Linked DNA regions of Homo sapiens: regions 1 and 2 are each linked to region 3. A link is a contact called in ENCODE Hi-C data. All regions are on one chromosome and are shown on one strand. Each heading gives the region's core, a stretch centred on a gene start or an enhancer-like site at or near the end of the contact. The rest is flanking DNA. Distances are from core to core; before and after follow the strand shown.

Region 1 (2,700 bases), core at 60-2,559, 1.4 Mb after region 3:
AGACTAATCTTGAACTCCGAAACTCAAGCAATCCACCCCCCTCAGCCTCCCAAAGTGCCAGGATTACAGGTATAAGCCATCACGCCTGGCCTGATTCGAATTCTTAAACACAACTTTGAAGGTGGCTCAAAAGTCTTCAGTTACACCCCACTGTTACCTTATAAAGTCCTAACTATAGCTTGCCATTGGAGACACCATGAAATTCCATCTTAATCTATTTCTCCCTCTAATATACGCCATAGCAAAATGGGTAACACTGCTCTCGACAGTATATCTGATGCTCAATTAGTAGTAGTAATAAAGGCTGCCAGTGTCAGAAGCACTTGACATGCAGTGTCTCATTAATTCCTCACCACACCCCTGTGAGTAGACAAGATGTGACAAGATGTGTAGTTGCACAGGGCCCTGTGCTCAGAAGGCTGTGCTCCCATGCCTGGTTTAATGCTCTGCTCTCACTGTGTGGAAATTGTTAAAGCTTTTTCAACTCGGGGCCTCACATTGTCATTCTGTTCAGGGCCCTGCAAACTATGTAGCCAGTCCTGGAAGCAGCTGCTATTATTACCCCCATTTTACAGATGTGAAAACCAAGGCCACACAACTAATGAGCCCAAGACTCTTGTCAATACCCGTATTGTGCCAAGGGTGGCAGACCCACACTCTGGGCTTACTGTGTGCCATCTACTGTGCTCCCTCCCTTCCTCCACATCCCCATGTTGCCAGAGCGAGTGGCATTTCCTGTCCTTGAGGTTAAATGACTTTCTCACAAGTTTGCCTGACTTCAAGCCCAGTGCCCTTCCTGCTACACTGATCCAAATAAAACGGTGCCTGCCCCCCAACCCCCAATTCCAAAGCCAGGCCTGGTGTCTGGCGAGACCTGAACAGGGGGCAGAATCTCTGCGGAGACCTCTAAAAATAAAGCCCGCCTGCAACTGTGTTCTGAGACCTGAAGCTTCCTTCTTCCTCTTAAAAGCTGTTCCCATCTCTGAAAGCAGCTTCTCACCATGGGCTGTGGCTGCTGCTTTTCCCGCACTGCAAGGGAGAAACGGAACAGATTGCAGGAGCAATTAAACCATCACATGGAAAGCCCAGAGAGATTGGGGAGAGGGGAGGAGATGCTGTTTCTTAATGGCCTGCCTCTATATTTAGCCTGAAATACCTCAATCTCTGACCCTTCCAGGGAGCAGGTAGAGGTGAGAGTGAAGTTGGGGGCTTCAGCTCCGTTGGGCTTCTGGGTCAGGAAGCGCCCATCTGCCAGTGTGCGGCCCCATTACCGCCATGCCTTACAGGGACTCACCATATGGCAGGACAGGAAACCCCAATCATCAAACAAGCAGTGAAACCACAGCACAGCCTGTCTAGGTGGAATTTGGCAAGATGACTCAGCAAAGATGTCAAGTCAACAACAGGGAGCTGGCCTGCCCCACAGGATGCCAACTTCCCCAAGGGGACAGGGGGCTTGTGACAGGTGGTGAAGGGTGGTCAGCCTTTAGTTTCAGCCCCAGTTACAGAAGAGCCTCCATTCCTCTCCCTTGCTGCATCCTGAGTCAGACAATGTGTGTGGGGCGGATGGCAGTGAGTTTTAAAAAAACACAGAGGCCCGGGCCCAGTGCTAAAGACAGTAATTGATTCTGGAGTGGGGTTCAGACGTCTGTATTTGCATAAGACTCTCCAGGTAATTACAAGCATGGCCCGTTGAGAAACAACCAGTAGTAAGATTAGGCATAAGATGCATTTGACTTTATATTCTAGTTTTGGTCCCTCGCTTCTTGGGGGACTTTGAAGAAGTGTATGTTTATCTCAGAGCCTCAGTTTCCCCTTCTCTATATGAGTATGAAATTCTCAATTTCTGGTACATAGCCAATGCTCAGTAAATGTTGTGGGCTGACAAAATGAATGAATGAATGGAGGATGTAAGCAAATGAGTAAACACATAACCTAGCACAGACGATGTTGGTTCCTGCAGGCACAAGGATATGGCTGCTTCTCTTGGGCTGGGCTGTCTCACAAGCAGGCTCAGTCACAAGGAATGAAGTAGTCTATCTGCAAGGTGGTCCCAAGTGACATCAGCAGAGGATCTGGGGAACAAGAAAGGGGAAGGCAGGAAGCAATGCAGGGTGCATTAATGAGCCCATTACTATTGTGGACAATTGAGGCTCCGTCCCACTGGGGTCTCTGGGCGACAATGTGAACATGCTGCAGAGTTGTCTCACCCGAGGGACGGGAGCTGTACCTATTCTCCAGCTCCCATCATCAATGACAGAGGGCCATTCCTGGGGGCAGGAACTCCAGGGCACTTCTGCTCTGTCCTGCTTGTGGGCTGAGAAAAAGCCCTGGGGCAGAGAAGTGGAGAGTCCCAGGTGCTTGTTGTAGAATGTCATCGGCAGCTACTGCCATGGTGAGTGCCAAGGGGATACAGGTGAGGCACCAACAGCACCTGCCTCGCTAGGCCTCCGATATGTAACTTTCCACTCTGGGCTAGGGGTCTGGGGGAAGAGGGAAAGGAAAGGCCCACTCATGGTCCAAGCTGTCTTACACCACACAGCTGCCGGTACCATTAGGATCTAGCAATGCAAAGTCTTGTTTATCTCAACGTGCCTATTTCCTCGGCAGTTCTGAGGCTAGCAGTGTTTCTCAGTCTCTGAACTATTGACATTTTGGGCTCATTAATTCTTTGTTGTAGGGAGCTGCTCTGTGGATTGT
Region 2 (2,700 bases), core at 71-2,570, 1.8 Mb after region 3:
GTTTTACCAAATGTTTCACTACAGCATTCCATAGGTTGCCATTTCTCTAGCCCCTATAATAATTTCTCTGCTGTCTGCCACCCAGCTGCAAAGCCAAATCTGTACATCTTATCCTTTGGTTAGAGCAATTTCTCTCTTCTAGGTATTAATTTCTGTATCGGCCAGCTTTTGCTGCAGCAACAAGCAACCCCAAAATATCTGTGGCTGATAACAAGAAACATTTCTCTTTTTTGCTCTTAAGTCTGCGGGCCAACTGCAGCCCTTCATTAAGCTGTGGGTCATGTCAGTCTTTGTCACAAGTCTTCCCAATTCCAGGGTCCAGCTAAAGGAACAGCTCTTGCTCAGGACAGGACATTCTACTGGCAGAGGGTCCAAGAGAAAGAGGATTATCAGAAACTTGCAATGCTTTCAAAGCTTCTGCTGGGATCTGGCATGTCATATCTGCTAACATTCTTTTTTTTTTTTCTGAGACAGTCTCACTGTGTCACCCAGGCTGGAGTGCAGTGGCGCGATCTCAGCTCACTGCAAGCTCCACCTCCCGGGTTCACACCATTCTCCTGCCTCAGCCTCCTGAGTAACTGGGACTACAGGCACCCGCCACAACACCCGGCTAATTTTTTGTATTTTTAGTAGAGACAGGTTTTCACCGTGTTAGCCAGGATGGTCTCGATCTCCTGACCTCATGATCCGCCCGCCTCGGCCTCCCAAAGTGCTGGGATTACAGGCCTGAGCCACCGTGCCTGGCCCATATCTGCTAACAGTCTATTGGCTCAAGGGAGGTACATGGCCAACCTCAAAGTCAACGGTGTGAAGAAATACATTCTAAACCCTTTTAAATGAGAATAGAGCCTCCTGCAGATTTGAAGGAGCTCTTGATATGTTCTTATATTAATCCTTTTGGTATGTGTATTGCAACATAATCTCCCATTTGTAACTTGTTTTTAAGTTGTCTCCTTAAAAAGTATGTTAATATTTTTATTGAAAAGATGTATAGGTTTAACAAATTGTAGTAGCTCCACTATCCAGACAACCATTTTCATTTTTATTGACCTTCTAGTCCCTGTACACATTAAACAAACTCCACCCCAGAGTTACATACTATAATGAGTAACTCAATGCAATTATCAATTTCTACAACATGCAATGCTACCCTAAGAACTGCCGCAAATTTTAAGTCCAGAAGATAAAGAAACAGAAACTTAGCAAAAGATAAATATTTACAAATACAGTGTAGAAAACTGCAAAATATTTCAACAGTTTTAAAAAATGCTTTCTTTCAGGCAGACTCCAGGGACAACAGTGAGCAGGGAACCGCGGACAGTCTCCAGATCTCAGAAAGAGGAACTTGAGCAAAAACGAAACAGAAAAAAAAAAAAACAAGAAAAACTATTCTTTCGAAACCTTCCAGCCACCTCAAAGTGAGACCCGTAAGCAAACAGGTATACTTCAGAAGTCTCTAATTCTCATTAGTTGACTTTCAGTAATCGATGTTGGCCCCATGCAGATGTTTTAAATCACTAACACAAACATTGCTGTCTTTGGTATTCTTGCAGTGTTTTCATTTATGAGAAAACCTGCAGAAGAAACTGCTTGAACCAAAGCAAAGTAGCAAGGAAACAGGTTACTATATAATCAGAAGGCCCTAAGAAAGGTAGCAGCAGGTCATATAATTACCTCCTTGTGGATAAAATCCCTGTCCTCAAACTACGCAACCTACTACCTGTACTTCTTCCTTAGGAACCAATTTTTTCTTGCCAGTCTTCTACTTGGCAGATGCCCTTTAAAGAAACCTGTGAAATTAAGCCACCTTTTTTGATTTTTTTTTCCAAATTCAAACCAGTTAGAATTGTTTCACAGATGCTTTTAAAAAGTTATTGGCCATATGATGTTCATCAAAACCACAAATGCATTTGCTTAAAACCAAACTTCAAATAAGTTAGGAAGGGGCGAAAGTAATTCAATTACATTAGAAGATGCAAACCAGTAGTCTAAGCCTCAGCCCACCATATATTGTTGGAGCACATATTTTATTGAAAGCGTTTAATCTTCAAAATTCAAACATCAAATCTCATAAAATCTCCGGCCTTCCTTGATCAATTAGAAAAGTAGATGACACAATGTAACTCCTGCTTGCTGCCTATCACCTGGAGCAAATTAACACCCTGCCTGTCCCCTTTAGATGCCATGCGTTTTCTAGTCATAGTCAGCTCCTCCTGGGACTCTGAAGGTATTTCAGCTTTTCAGTTTTTGACCCCTGAATTATAGTAAATGGAAGCAAATTCTGATCATGATTTTTGTCAACATTAAAAACAAGCTTTTTGAAACTGTCACTCTCTCCGCAATGGTACTTTTAAGTATTTTTACAAAATGTACCCATTCTCCATAATTTGGTCCACTTACTCCGCCTGGCTATTAAGGCTGTAAAATGGACCCTTATGTAATTAATGAAACATGTAAATTCATTTTTCTCCAGGCCTTACTTAGTTAATTAGTTAGAAAAAGATAAGTTTCCAACTGCAGAGTAGTAGTAATATCTACAGTGGAGACACATGTCAGAAAACCACAAAATTCCTGTGAATGAAAGAATGACTGTACTTGCCTCATGTTCTGCAGGCAAGTTATGCATGTTGTCAGTTTAACTAAGATTATGCCAAAGAGAATTTCGTGAACATTCTCACTTTTCTTTGGCATACACCGAAA
Region 3 (2,700 bases), core at 123-2,622:
CTATACTAAAAATAAGATAAAAAAAATAGCTGGGTATGGTGGTATGTGCCTGTAGTCCCAGCTACTCAGGAGGCTGAGGTGGGAGGACTGCTTAAGCCCAGGAGATCAAGTCTGTAGTGAGCTGTGACTGTGCTACTGCATTCCAGCCTGGGCAACAAAGAGAGACTCTATAAAAATAAAACAAAACAATAAAAGCTACATAAAAGCAAAACAACTTTTTTTTTTTTTTTTTTGAGGCAGAGTCTTGCTCTGTCGCCCAGGCTAGACTGCAGTGGCACGATCTTGGCTCATTGCAATCTCTGCCTCTCGGGTTCAAGCAATTCTCCTGCCTCAGCCTCCTGAGTAGCTGGAATTACAGGCGCCCGCCACCAGGCCTGGCTAATTTTTGTATTTTTCTTACAGACAGGGTTTCACCATGTTGGCCAGGCTGGTCTCGAACTCCTGACCTTGTGATCCACATACCTCAGCCTCCCAAAGTGCTGGGATTACAGGCGTGAGCCACTGCGCCCGGCTGACTTGATTCTTATGGTGGTAAAATTGGCCCATTTGGGTTCTACCCCACTTAAGGCTTGCCCTCTTCTGCCCCACTGGGCCAGTGGTTTTGGGGAAGAAGGTATCCAGTACCTTGATCAGAGGCGATGTCTAGCCTCCTCTGCCCTTTGGAGAGCTGGTAGCAAGGCACTGAGGAATTACTGCTTTGCAGGTGGGAGAGGGTGAGATGGGTAGGAAGTGCATGGCAGAGCTGGGAAGCTGGCTCCTCAGAACTGGGAAGTTGAAAGAAGCAGAGCCAGCTCTTGAGTAGAACTTAGGGGTGTGTATATGTGTGTGTGCGTATGTGTGTGTGTGTGTATGTGTGTCGGGGGAATTACTGGGAAGGGTAGTGTGTGATGCTGAATATGCCCTCCCACCCCCAAATATCCACATCCTAATCCCTGGAACCTGTGAATGTTACCGTACGTGGCAAAAAGGCCTGCAGATGGGATTATGTAAGGCTGCTGAGATGGGGAGATTATCCTGGATTATCCAGGTGGACCCTAGATACAATCACAAGTATTCTTTTAAAAGAGAGGCAGAGGGAGATCTGACACAGACAGGAGGAGGAGGAGGAGGCAGTGTGATCCTGGAGGCACAGATCAGGGTGAAGCAGTCACAAACCAAGGAGTGCCGGCAGCTCCCAGAGGCCGGAGGGGTGGAGGAGTGGATTCTCCCTGAGAGCCTCCAGAGGGAACAGGCCCTGCCCAACGCCCTCGTTCTGGCCCAGTGAAATGAATGTGGACTGCTGGCCTTAATAACTGTGAGAAAAAAACATGTCTGTGGTTTAAAGCCACCAAATCTGTGGTAATTTGTTACAGCGGCAATAGGAAACTGACATAGATCGGTAGATGGTGTCCTCGGATGAGACTTCTGGTTTACTTCCTGTAGGCATTAGATGGTGGGACTCCTAAGTGAGAAGAACAAGTGTTGCACATCATTACATGCAATGTGCAGGAGCAGTATCAAAATTCTGCATGTGCGCGTGCACACACACACACAGCCCAACCCACCCCTCACTTGGATCTGAATCTGTGTCTGTTGTTAACTAGCTTGTACTTCAACAGGGAGCTGTGAATTGAGCAGGAGGATCATGAGACAAGCTGCCCCAGGTAGTCTGGCAGGGTCTCAGAAGGCATCACAGAACATAGCAGAGGCTATAGCAGGAAGCAGGTGAGGTGTCCCTCCAGAGACGTGAGCTGCCTGGACAGAGAGGAGGGAAGAAACCCACCAGAAAAGGGGCGGGTGGGGAGGGCAGGACCTGTTTTGCAGTTGTAAGTTTCTCCCTTAAGAAGAATACAGAGTAAGGGATGCTAGACCCTTTTCTGTTTCATCTGAAAACACTTTCCACAGGGGTAAACTCTATAATCGTGTGTGTGTGTGTCTCTAATGCAGGGGCAATGAGCTGCTGGGTGTGCTTTGTGGATGTGGCCAGGATGGGCTCAGGGGGTGCTGCTTTCAGGTGGGTGAGACTCACATGGACATATGTGGGTGGGCAGGTGCCTTTTGCTTAAGGAATGGCATCAGGCCCAGGATGCTAATGTGTTTCTATGGGCTGTCTGAGAGAAGACAGGGAAGGGGCACAGGCGGTGAGAGATTTCCCGGATGAGACATGAACACTCCTCTCCACGATCATGGCTGCCTTCCAAGAGGCTCTCCAGGGACAGCGCTCCTCACCGTGGGGGAGGCCCCGTGCTGACTCCCAACGCGTAAACAAACACGGGGAGCCAGGCAGTCTTCCCACTGTACCTGGGCTCCACAACCTCAAAGGCTCCCAGCTGTATCTCCACTTGAACAATAGCGTTTTAAACTCCTTGGTTCATTACCAGTCTGCATCACCTATTCAGCATTCACAAGGTATACAGCACTAGAGGAGGTTTCGTGGAGCTCTGTGGTAAAAGTAGATGGCAGAGTCTCAGTTCTCCAGGGACAATGAGACAAATATAAATTAAAAAACATAGGTGACAGTTATCTAAGGCATGTGACACCAAGGACAGGCAAGGAGCCCGATCTGTGTTCATCGAGCCGCTCCATTACACTCTGTCTGTGGTCTTGGGAAAATCACAGAACCTCTCTAAGCCTTTTTGTCCATCTATAAAATAGGCTTAATACATTTAAAAATGGCTTAGAAGATTTTGAGAATTAAATGAGATAATGTACGTGAAAGCC

What was found. A loop is a pair of places that touch in the nucleus more often than their neighbours do. Pooled maps may share reads with other maps.
Region 1: a loop to region 3 is called in a map with no recorded cell type, with 5 times the contacts of the local background. The contact joins two enhancer-like sites. A Hi-C loop is called at or near these places in 3 of 37 single-sample maps with no recorded cell type and 3 of 50 pooled maps.
Region 2: a map with no recorded cell type shows a loop between it and region 3 (5-fold over the local background). The contact joins two enhancer-like sites. A Hi-C loop is called at or near these places in 4 of 37 single-sample maps with no recorded cell type and 5 of 50 pooled maps.

The regions. Positions count from the first base shown.
Region 1 is chr17:33,967,444-33,970,143 of GRCh38, forward strand. All of the region lies in intron 1 of LOC107985038 (a long non-coding RNA gene), which reads right to left. It also overlaps a transcript of ASIC2 not described here. Among named protein-coding and RNA genes, the nearest start is that of LINC01989, 210 kb to the right of the region's middle. RefSeq lists enhancers at 631-700, 721-790, 801-850. Within about 2 kb of position 1,310, at least 2 of the 41 ENCODE cell types and tissues checked have a DNase peak (open chromatin) inside an H3K27ac peak, as active enhancers do.
Region 2 is chr17:34,377,476-34,380,175 of GRCh38, forward strand. No RefSeq gene overlaps it. Among named protein-coding and RNA genes, the nearest start is that of CCL1, 16 kb to the left of the region's middle. Within about 2 kb of position 1,321, at least 3 of the 41 ENCODE cell types and tissues checked have a DNase peak (open chromatin) inside an H3K27ac peak, as active enhancers do.
Region 3 is chr17:32,527,624-32,530,323 of GRCh38, forward strand. The region is part of intron 21 of MYO1D (myosin ID); the gene reads right to left. Among named protein-coding and RNA genes, the nearest start is that of CDK5R1, 42 kb to the left of the region's middle. Within about 2 kb of position 1,373, at least 2 of the 41 ENCODE cell types and tissues checked have a DNase peak (open chromatin) inside an H3K27ac peak, as active enhancers do.